Linked DNA regions of Homo sapiens: region 2 is linked to region 1. A link is an interaction called in ENCODE POLR2A ChIA-PET data of the cell type or tissue named here. Cell type or tissue: Caco-2. All regions are shown on one strand. Links, peaks and the distances in the headings refer to the core of each region. The heading gives the core; the rest is flanking DNA.

The links. ChIA-PET counts read pairs that join two places held together with the same protein. Peaks named below come from ENCODE experiments on the same cell type or tissue, not always from the same donor. Only the 100,000 strongest peaks of a DNase experiment are listed, where the experiment ranks them.
Region 2: POLR2A ChIA-PET joins it to region 1 with 5 read pairs; 4 of 35 experiments call an interaction of 5 or more read pairs at or near these places.

Annotation. Positions count from the first base shown.
Region 1 is chr1:211,732,705-211,738,185 of GRCh38, reverse strand. No RefSeq gene overlaps it. Among named protein-coding and RNA genes, the nearest start is that of NEK2-DT, 60 kb to the right of the region's middle. RefSeq lists an enhancer at 2,360-2,859. In Caco-2, for the core only: no CTCF peak of the experiment used is centred there; a DNase peak (open chromatin) is centred at 2,265.
Region 2 is chr1:211,900,647-211,906,127 of GRCh38, reverse strand. No RefSeq gene overlaps it. Among named protein-coding and RNA genes, the nearest start is that of LPGAT1-AS1, 72 kb to the right of the region's middle. In Caco-2, for the core only: no CTCF peak of the experiment used is centred there; no DNase peak of the experiment used is centred there.

The DNA of each region.
Region 1 (5,481 bases), core at 546-4,545:
TGAAAATTACCGGAATTTCCTTAATTTCCACTCTTTAGAAAATGTCTGCTGCACAAGGAGAGGGTGGTGAGAATCCAGTGAGATAATCCTCATGGAAGGGTTTGGAGAACCTTGTAACACTTCACCAGAGTGAGGGGCAATGACAATTCGAGTCCACGATAAAAAAATAAAATAAAATAAAAAAAGGCCCTTTCTTGTCACTAGAAGAATTCACAAAGAGGCTGGGTGAGCCTGTGCCAGGGTGCTGGGTGGGAAAACCCACTCTGGTTGGGGGATGGACCAGCTGGCCCCTAAGGCCTGTCTCCCCCTGGCCCCTAAGGCCTGTCTCCCCCCAGCCCCCAACTTCCATGCGCCGTTGTCACAGGGACCCTGATAAAAGCTCCCACTGTGCCTGGGTTTCTGTTGTGCTCAGAGGAGGGAAGAAACAATGAGCTCAGCTTGGCCAGAGGACAGGTCTCATTTTGCTCTCATCACTTACAGAGGCCTCTCCCCAAGCAGCAAACTACCAGGCAGGACCAGCTACGTTGTCTGTGTGACCCAGTACAAAATGAAAATGCGACTCCCTGTTCAAAGAGCATTACGAATTTCAAGTCGGCAACAGAAGAGCAGTAAAACGCAGGCACCTCATGAAGGCTGCCCTGTCATGAGAACCACGAAGGAGGAAATGAGGAATGGGAAGGAGCCAGGCCCCTGGGGGTGGTCCATGTCCCCTTGTTGTCCCTCCTGCCAAGGCACTGCACAAGATGTTCTTAGAGAGGAGGAGATGTGAGTAGCAAACTGTAGGGTGTGGAAGCTCAGCCCGCCAAGGCATCCCAGAACTGTGCCCTGAAGGCCAGGAGACCAGGCATCCACCGACCATCCCCCGGTGGTTAAGGGCTGCCCCTGCAGTGGGTGGAAAAGGCTCCCATGGCACCAGAGAAGCCTCAAGGCCTGAAGCTGAAAGGCCCTAGGTGTGGGAAAGATGCTGCCTGGGGTAAGCGTGAGTCCCACGGAGCAGGAGCCACCTGCCACAGGGCAGCTGAACACTGAGCCAAGGGAACATGGCCAGGGGCGCCTAAGACATCTGCACAGGGGCCACCAGACTTCCCGAGGAACCAGCCTCCCAGTGCAGCATGGGGTGGGGTCTGCAAGGTCTGTGAACAAAATAACATTTGTGGTGCTCTGTGAATTCACGTGCCCTTCCTTTCCTCACTGACTGCAGTTGTCCATTATTTGAGCTGCCCCCTTTCCCACCCACTGTGCAGTCACACCATGGAACCACAACCAGGTTGCACAAGAAAGCAGGACAAAGGGGTGGGATCAGTCAGCTAGTGTTTGCAGAATGTGTCTACTGGGTAGACTGGAAAGGGGCCTAGAGATGGGACACAAGCTCTGCCACCATTACAGTCACATGTTGACATGTGCAGATGGCATCACAGAGATTAGCTGTGGCGATGCTGAAGGGCTTTGGGGCAGGGGTTAATCCCTAGGGGCTGCCTAGAGAGGGAGGCACAAAGCTCAGGGAAAGGTTCAGAGCACATTTCACTGCTGGCAGAAGGATGCTGGAGACTCGTGCTGCCTCCATCCTCAGTCGCCCGGGCAGCAGCTCGCATCCAGGCTCCACCTGGCTGCCTGCCTGACACTGCTCTGGATCCAGCAGGCCAGCTCAGATCTCCTTGCCAAGTTCTTCCATCCCCAAGGCCCTCTTTCTTGGCCACATTTCCTCGAAACCACTTTCTAGGCCCTTGTTGCCTCCCACATTGTTCTGAGAAATGGGCTGGCAAACTACCCAGGCCAGAACCCCTGAATCTTCGAGCAGAGAAGCAAGCTGATCATAGTTATTAATCAGTCTTCGAGGGGGAAGGATCCAGGCATAGGAAACAGGAATCTTAGGGAAATACCCCAGCTCAGCTCCTTTCTAGCCAGATGGGTCACATTTCCTCAGTTTCCACATCTTGAGACAATAATCAGCTGCCATGAGATCAAATGAAATCGCACCTGAGAATGGAATTTTCTAACCAATGGAGTTTTATGTAAACATAACATTTAATAACCACCGTTTGCTGCTGTTGTGCCTTCTCCTACGCTCTCCCGTGGCACACACAGTGGGCTTTGTTATGTGGAACTTATTATCTTGGCAAACTCCCATTGGTCTGGAGTCTAAACTGGACACTCAAACAGGCCGATTGTGGGTTGTCTCAGGCCTGCAGGGGCACTTGATCCTGGTTCAGAGCCAGGAATGCGCAGATCCAGCTCTTCGGAGCTCCGTGGCCTTGGGCAAACTCCTTGATTTTCTGTCGCCTCTTGTGACTCATCTCGTGACTCATCTGACAAAGGAGGTTATTATGCCTGCCCTGTCTGCCTCCCGGGTTCCCAGGAGGGTCACGCTAGATGCGAATGGTTCTACACAGGGGCGTGCTAGATGGTCAAGCGCTGCAGAGATGCGGGGGGTAATGACTGGGGGGAAAAGCTTTCTACCTTGATTCCACAGCACACATCCTTTCATCAGGCCTAATGTGGACCGGGAGGCAGAGACAAGATCTGGAAACATTTTCTGGAACATCTGAGAGTTAGTGCACAAAATAAATACTCACCCTCTTCCTAGGCAGGAGTACATTAGTCCTTACCATTATGGTGGTGGTGGTTGTATTAAGGTTATTATGGGTCAGAACAAAGAAAAGGGGAGGGGATGGAGTGGAATTTGAGTCCCAGGAAAGGAAGAAGAAAATGTCAAGAAGTCTTGGGAGGACTGGCAGGAACCTGAAGGGAGGAGCCAGACAGCAGGGGACCAGACAGCCCGGGATTGGGGAGCTGGCCAGATGAAGGAGGTGGCACGTTTGTTCCTGCACCACGCAAGAAGCACCTAGAGGGAAGGAGGGAAAGCTGAGAAAGCGTAAAGCAAGGGCGGGCAGTCTTTCCCAAGCATGGGGCCACTGACTCCCTGGCACATGCAGGCTCGTATAGATGGGCAGTAGAGAGACAAAGAAAGGAAGGAAGACGTAGGTTGCCTGGAAGGAGCCAAAGAACCATGGTGGTGGTTTGAAATGGTATATAATTGTGTGAAGGGACAAGGTGGGCAGTGGCCCTCTGGTCTCTCTGGGAGCAGGAGCTTCCTGCACAGGCATCACCAATCATCGGGAGTGAAAAGGAGCCTGGACTTTATTATTTTATTCTTCCTTCTCCACTTCCTTTCAGTCAATATGTACTGAGTACTTACTGCATGCTAGGCACTGTGCCAGGTGCTGGGCATACGGTAGGGAGCAAAACAGACAAGGTCTCCTGGAGCGTGTATTCTACTCAGGAGAGATGGAAAACAACTGAATAAAATACGGTTGACTCTCCTTCTTCACAGATTCCATATTTGCAAATTTGCCCACTCAATGAAACTTACTTGAAACACCAAAATCAATACTCACAGACTTTCGGAGTCATTCGCGGAAGTGCAGAGAAGCAGTAATTTTGAGTTGCTCGAGACCTTCTTGTTTCTGCTCTCATATCATAAACAATCATCCTTTTCACGGTCTGTTTGATGCTGCAGTTTTTTTGCATTGTTGTGTTTTTATTTGGTGAGTTCACTATTTAAAAAGGCCCCCAAGCTTAGTGCTGAAGTGCTGTCTCGTGTTTCTGAGTGCAAGGAAGCAGTGACAGGCCCGACAGAGAAAATACGTATGTTAGATAAGCTTCGTTCAGGTGTGAGTTAGTGCTGTTGGCCGTGAGTTCACTACAAATGAATCAGCAGTATACACAGTTGACTCTTGAGCAACACGAGTTTAAACAGCATAGGTCCATTTATATGCAAACTTTTTTCAATAAAAGTTACACCAAGTGTGCCTGCCTCTCCTGCCGCCCCTTCCAACACCTCCACCTCTTCCACCTCTGCCACCACTGAGGCAGCAAGACCAACCCCTCTTCTTCCTCCTCCTCAGCTTACTCAAGGTGAAGACAAGGATGAAGCGTTTTATGATGATCACTTCTACTTAATGAATAGTAAATATGTTTTCTCTTCCTTATGATTTTCTTAATAACATTTTCTTTCCTCTAGCTTACTTTACTGTAATAAGAATACAGTATATATAATACATATATAAAACGAGTGTTAATCAACTGTTTATGTTATCAGTAAGGCTTCCAACTAACAGTGGGCTATTAGTAATTTAAGTTTTGGGGAGTCAAAAATTCTACATGGATTTTGACATGCACAGTGGGGGTTAGTACCCCTAACTCCCTCATTGTTCAAGGGTCAACTGTATTAACTAAGGTGTCTTTAAGCAGAAACACACATAAAACAAGGTTATATATTGCTTGATGGATGGAAATGTTGTTGCCAGTGGCTTGCAAAAACCTAACCTCCATTTACCCGATAGTTCAGTACTCACTAGCTCAGTGTTCATGGTGACTTTATAAAGCATAGCTACCCCAAATAATGAGGAAGGACAGTAATTTTATTTATAAGTGCAATAAAGAAGATCAAGTGGGGATAGATTAGAGTATGATTGGAAGGGGGCTGGTGATCCAGGAGGCTCTTTGGGGAGGTGACAATTGAGCTAAGACCCAATGACAAGAAGCAGGCAGCCACGTGAGGACCTTTGCAGAGAATTCCAGGGGATGGGGACAGCAGGGGCACCAGCCCTGGGGTGGGAAAGCTATGGTGGGCATGGCTGGGGCAGATTGAGAGCCCAGCTGGACGGTGGAGCAACTGGAAGAGGAAAGCATCACACAAGAGGAGGCAGAGAGTCGGGCACAGTGGCTCATGCCTGTAATCCCAGCACTTTGGGAGGCCAAGGCGGGCAGATCACCTGAGGCCAGGAGTTTGAGACCAGCCTGGCCAACACGGTGAAACCCCATCTCTACTAAAAGAAACCAACAAACAAAAATATATATATATATGTACACAAAAATTAGCTGGGCGTGATGGTGCATGTCTGTAATCCCAGCTACTTAGGAGGCTGAGGCAGGAGGATCGCCTGAACCTGGGAGGCAGAGGTTGCAGTGAGCCGAGATGGCGCCACTGCACTCCAGCCTGGGCAACAGAGTGAGACTCCATCTCAAAAGAATTTAAAAAATAAAAATAAAAGAGGAGGCAGAGAGAAGGCCCCTGAGGGCCACATGAGGACTGTGGCTTTGATTCTTAGTTCCATGAAAGTCACTGGAAAGTTTTCAGTGGAACAACGAAACTGATCTATGGTGTTCACAGATACCCGGCTGCTGTGTGGGGAATGAGCCAAAGTGACCAGACTGGAAGTGGGGGTCCCGTTGGGAGGTGACTGCACTATCCAGGCTTGAGACGGCATAGCCTCCATCAAGGTTGTGGCACTGGAGACAGATTCAGGTCTATTCTGGAGGAAGAGTTAAGCTTGATTTGCTGATGAATTAAATGTAGAAAGTGAAAGAGAGGAATTAAGATGACTCCGGGGTTTTGAGCTGAAACAGCTGGATGGATTGTGTTGCCATTTGCTGAGATGGGGATGACTAGGGCAGGACAATTATGACCATGTTAGGTTT
Region 2 (5,481 bases), core at 818-4,817, 170 kb before region 1:
TGAAAGGGGTCGTACCAGTTATACTTCTTCATGTGATATATTTGTGTTCCCTTTGTTTCATAGTCTTGTTTGCTATCTTCAGGTGTTTTAATGTGGCAACCTTGTAAATATCTACTAGTGTATATATGGGGTTTAATTTACATTTTCCAATTACTAATAAGGCTGAATATTTTTCATGTTGTTTATTGGCCATTTGTAGTTTCTCTTTTGTGCCTATTCAAAACCTTTGGAGAGAGCTCCTGGGTTATCTATCATTTTTATGTTAATCTGTAGGAATTCTTTTATGTAATAATTAATCTTTTACATAATGTTGCAAATATGTTCTCTCACCTTGTGGCTTGTCTTTTTACTCTCTATCTGGTGTTTTGATGAACAGAGTAGTTAAATTTAATATGGTTAAACTTACCTATCTTTTTATCCCTCAGTCTGTATCTCTTCCTATCTATGGTTCACGTTCAGGATCTCTGAAAGCTCATCTAATTGGTTGACCAGGCACAGTATAGGGAAATGTGGTGTGGTTGATACTCTCATACCAGACCATTTCCTAGGTCCTGGGCCACCTATGGATGTCTGCCTTGGGGTCAATGCGAATCTCTGGATCTAGTAGCTGGGGCCTAAGATGGAGAGTACCACTTAATTTTTATTTACTTATTTGTTTTTTTTTTTGAGACAGGGCTCACTCTGTTGCCCAGGATGGAGTGCAGTGGCCCTATCTTGGCTCACTGCAACCTCCCGCTCCTGGGTTCAAGAGATTCTCCTGCCTCAGCCTCCCAAGTTGCTGGGATTGCAGACACCCGCCACCATGCCTGGCTAATTTTTGTATTTTTAGTAGAGATGGGGTTTCACTATGTGGGCCAGGCTGATCATGAACTCCTGGCCTCCTGTGATCCACCCACCTCAGCCTCCAAAAATGCTGGGATTACAGGTATGAGCCACCATGCCTGGCCTAGAATACCATTAAAAGCAATAAATAGGCCAGGCGTGGTGGCTCATGCTTGTAATCTCAGTACTTTGGGAGGCCAAGGCAGGTGAAACACATGAGGCCAGGAGTTTGTGACCAGCCTGGCCCACAAGGCAAAACCCATCGCTAATAAAAATACAAAACTTACCTGGGTGTGGTGGTGGGGGCTTGTAATCCCAGCTACTTGGGAGGCTGAGGCAGGAGCATCACTTGAAACCAGGAGACGGAGGCTGCAATGAGCTGGGATTGCACCACTGCACTCCAGCCTGAGCAACAGAGTGCGACTCTGTCACAAAATAATAATAAAATTAAAATAAATAAATAAATAATGGGGCAGGAGGAAATCAGACAAAGAATAAGATAGCCAAGTCTAGAAATATTACTCTTGGATCAAGAAAACATGATCTACATATACAATGGAATATTATTCAGCCTTTAAAAAGAAGGAAATATTGTCATTTGCAACATCATGGATGAACCCAGAGGAAATTATGTTAAGTGAAATAAACCAGGCACAGAAAGATAAATGCCACATGATCTTACTTATACATGAAGTGTGGAAAAGTCAGACTCATGGAAACAGAGTTAAATGGTGGTTATCGGAGGCCAGTGGTAAGGGGATTGGGGATATGTTGGTCAAAGGACACAGATTTAGTTAGACAGAAGGAATAAGTCTAAGAGGTCTATTGTATACCATGGGACTACAATTAATAACAATGTATTATGTACTTGAAAATTGAAAAAAGAAAGAAAAATAAATATTATTTACTGATAATAAAGCTCTTAATCCACATCCAGAGATAAAGAAAATAATTAGCAGGAGACTTCTTAGAAGTTATATAATTTCAGAGTATGGGAGTTTGAAAAAAAAACTATTTGGTAATTGAATACCTAATAACAATAACCCAACTAAAATGTGATTTTTTACACAGTTTATTGATTAAATTAGGGTGATTCCAAAGTTAGCACCAGGAAGTTATAAGTTTAAAACTTCATGAGAGTCTGTTGAAATGATAACTACAATTGCAATCTAACAGGTGGCAGTCCAAAGTCTAGAGGGAGGACAGCCAGTGAGTTAAGATTTGCCAGTGTCCATTGAGGGATTTCCAAGAGAGCTGGATTGGATAGACAACATTCCTGTCACTTCAGGAAGCTCCGTTTCAGTTCTTGAAAATGAGAACATCCTCCTACCAGAAGCCTCAAGCTCAAATGAGGAAAGGAGCTGCTGGGAACTTGCATGCGGCAGACTGCTAACAGGAAAACTCTGCAGGAAAGATCCAGAGAACCAGCAAACAGCTATACCAGAATCACTGGCTCATGCAAACCTATAAGCATTTATCAAATGCCTGCCATGTGGCAGATACTGTGGTGGATACAAAGTTGAAGATAAGTTCCCTGTATCCACTAGAACTCTTCATGTTGCAAGCTAGAAAGAACTTGGCTCCAACTTAATAGCAATTGTTTTGGCTCATGTAAAAGGAAGTTCAGAGGTAGGACAGGCTTCAGGGTTAGATTCATTCAGTAGCTTTTGGGTCATCTCCCATGTACTGGTCTCTTCTTCAGACTGGCTTCCCTCATTGTGCCAGATTGGCTCTTTTTGACATCAGGATTTACAAAAGAGAGGAAAAGTTCTAATGGAAGTTAGAACTTTCCCAGAAACACCTTTCCCAGAAACACCTTTCCCAGAAACACCTTTCCCAGAAACACCTAGTGAAGATTGCCTTGTTCTTCATTGGTTCACATTGGATCACATGATCTTTCCAAAATTAATTCCTGTATCCAGAGAAATGCCATGCATTGTATGGTTCAGAAACCCAGGCATACACCAGTTGGCTTGGCAAACAGCATGGGAATGATTACCTCTAGATAATAAAAACTCATCTCTGGAGCTAGGGGTTGGAATCATCTTCCTCCAAAGCCAATAGGCCAGAGAGTGAATACTGAGTGAAATTTGGGATACTATCAGAGAGTGGCAGAAAGCATACTATGTCATCTTCCAATAAATACCCATTACAGTTTCAATTTGCAAGAAGTTTACAGTTTAGAGGGGAAGACAGGGCTGTAATTTACTCATAATGAAGAAGTGATATGAGAGCTACAAAGTGCTTTTAGAAACTAGAGAAGAAGGCTGTTTATAGCACCTGAGGGATCAAGGAGCTGGGCTGTAATAGATGCATTTTTGAAAGATACAAAAATAGAAATACATTTGTTGCAGGATCCTTGGGGTGTTGCTTTTCTGGCCAGAAACCTCTGTGGCTGTTTGTGCTTTTGTTTGAGTTTTGCTCAGGCCTGCTGGGCTCATTCCATCCACTCGGCCTGGCAGGTTGCACTCGGCTCATACTACTGGTCTGGATCCCACACCTGCCAAGGGCGAGCCAGGTGTGCAGTAGCGAGGGGTGTGTGAGCAAGTGAGTGTGGGGTCTGGCCATGGTGCACAGTGAGGCACACTGGCTGCTGCAGTGGTGCAGGCAGCTCCAGGTGCCAGCATGGGCACTGGCTCTCTGCAAGGCTGCAGCTGGACCAGGTGCACTGCAAACAGCTTCTCACAGCTGCCACTGGGGAACACAGTGGTGCCTGGAAGCTTGGAGACTCCAGGAATCACAGGGCCCCAAAGAGGGAGTGCCAGCCTTGGCTCAAGGAGCTCCAAAGTCTCGGCTCCCCAAAGGACCACAGCTATTCTCACCTTCTCTTCAACTGTAACATGGTGAGAAAGGGGTGTGTTTCAGTCCTGTTTATGTTATAGCTCTTTGAGCCCTGCCATTTGGCAGTTCCTGAGTTCTTGTCCTGCTCCAGGAAGAATGAGATATGTGGACAAGTGGAGGGTGAGTACGGAGAAGACAAGCTTTATTGAGTGACAGCTCAGAGGAGACCCTGGAGTGGGTAGCTCCTCTCTGCAGCTGGTCATCCTGATGTCTGCTGCTCTCAGTAGAAAGGCGGCCCTGGAGTGAGTAGGGTAGCTCCTCTCTGCAGCTGGTTGTCCCAACATCTGCAGCTCTCAGTAGAGAGGAGGCCCTGGTATGGGTAGCTCCACTCTGCAGCTGGTCATCCTGACATCTGCTGCTCTCAGCAGAGAGGAGGCCCTGGAGTGTGTAGCTCCTCTCTGCAGCTGATCATCCTGATATCTGCTCAGCTCTGGCTGAGCTGGGAGATTTCATGGGCCTCAGAGGTGAGGAAGTGAGCATCAGTTGGTCCATGGGTGGCCATGGGTGGGCTCAGAAAAAGCACCACAAGTTCCCATTCTGATTTGTGGGGACTGGCAGCCTGGCCCCCAGCTTTCAAGCCCTCCCTGGCCTGAAGGTGGGGCCTCACCAGGCCTCCACCCTCTTCCACCCAGGAGCCTATTTGCCTCCCACTGCCAATGACGCCCAGGCTGTTCACACCCAGGAGCACCTGCAGGCCAATGCTGAGCTGCCCTCAGCCCCACCTAGGCTTCCCTCCCATGCTTGTTGGTGGCCAAAGTCTGGAGGGGGCCAAGCTGGCAGGGGGCTGTCATGTCAGCACTGCCCCAAGCGTGTGCACATCCAGCTAGGTGCGACAGCACCTGGGCTCAGCCCCAACCTTGCTCCAAGATCAGATCAGGTGCCAGGAGTGGGAGAGACCAGGCAGCAGGAGCACACACCTCTGAGCCTATGGGGGGAGGGGGCCTTCCCAGGCCCCCAAGAGTGCAGAGATACCCAGCTCTGCAGCCCCAGCTTGGGTGGCTGTAGCTGCACCCAGGGGAAAGGGTTCCTGTATGCTCTGTGGAATGAAATACATGGGTCCACAGCTATGATTTTCGGTGACTGTAGCTGCACCCGGAGGGCAGAGCTCCTCCCTGCTCCCAGCACTCCCAAGAGCACAGGTAGGCCCAGGTCTGCAGCCACGACTTGGGTGGCTGAGGCTGTGCTTGGGAGGGTGGGGCTCCTGCCTGCTCCCAGCACACCTGAGAACACACGGAGGGGAAGTAAGGAATGAGTTAAATGTGTAGTAATATGGAAACATCCAAGTGAAAATATCTGAAGAAAATTTGGGAGCAGACAGACCTTGAGAGGCAGAGTTGGAAGCCATTAGCATAAGAGAAATGAACTGCCATATACTAAATACTACATAGATGTCAGATTTGTTCTAAGCATTTTATTTGTATTATTTCTTTTAACTTTCATAATGCAGTACAGAGAATTCTGTCTTAATTTTACTAAAAAGGAATCTGGCACTCGAAAAGGTAACTTACCAAGGCCATTCAGCTGGTCAATGGATGAGCAGGATTCAAACCCAGTTATTCCAGAATCTGGGAGCTGAAGCTATGAATATGGCCAAGGTTGCTCAGGAATAGAAGAAAGAAGACATTTTCCAGTCTTAGTCTCCAAAATGCAGCAATCCTCAATTCACGCAAATGCTTTGACTTTTTATTAATATATTTGTTCAACATTCTTTTGTTGTCCATAGCTCTTTTATCCCCATAATGCCTGGGATCTTTTTGGCTACAAGTAACTGGAAACACTGACTCAGCAAGCCAAAGCAATAAGGAAAAAGTATCACCT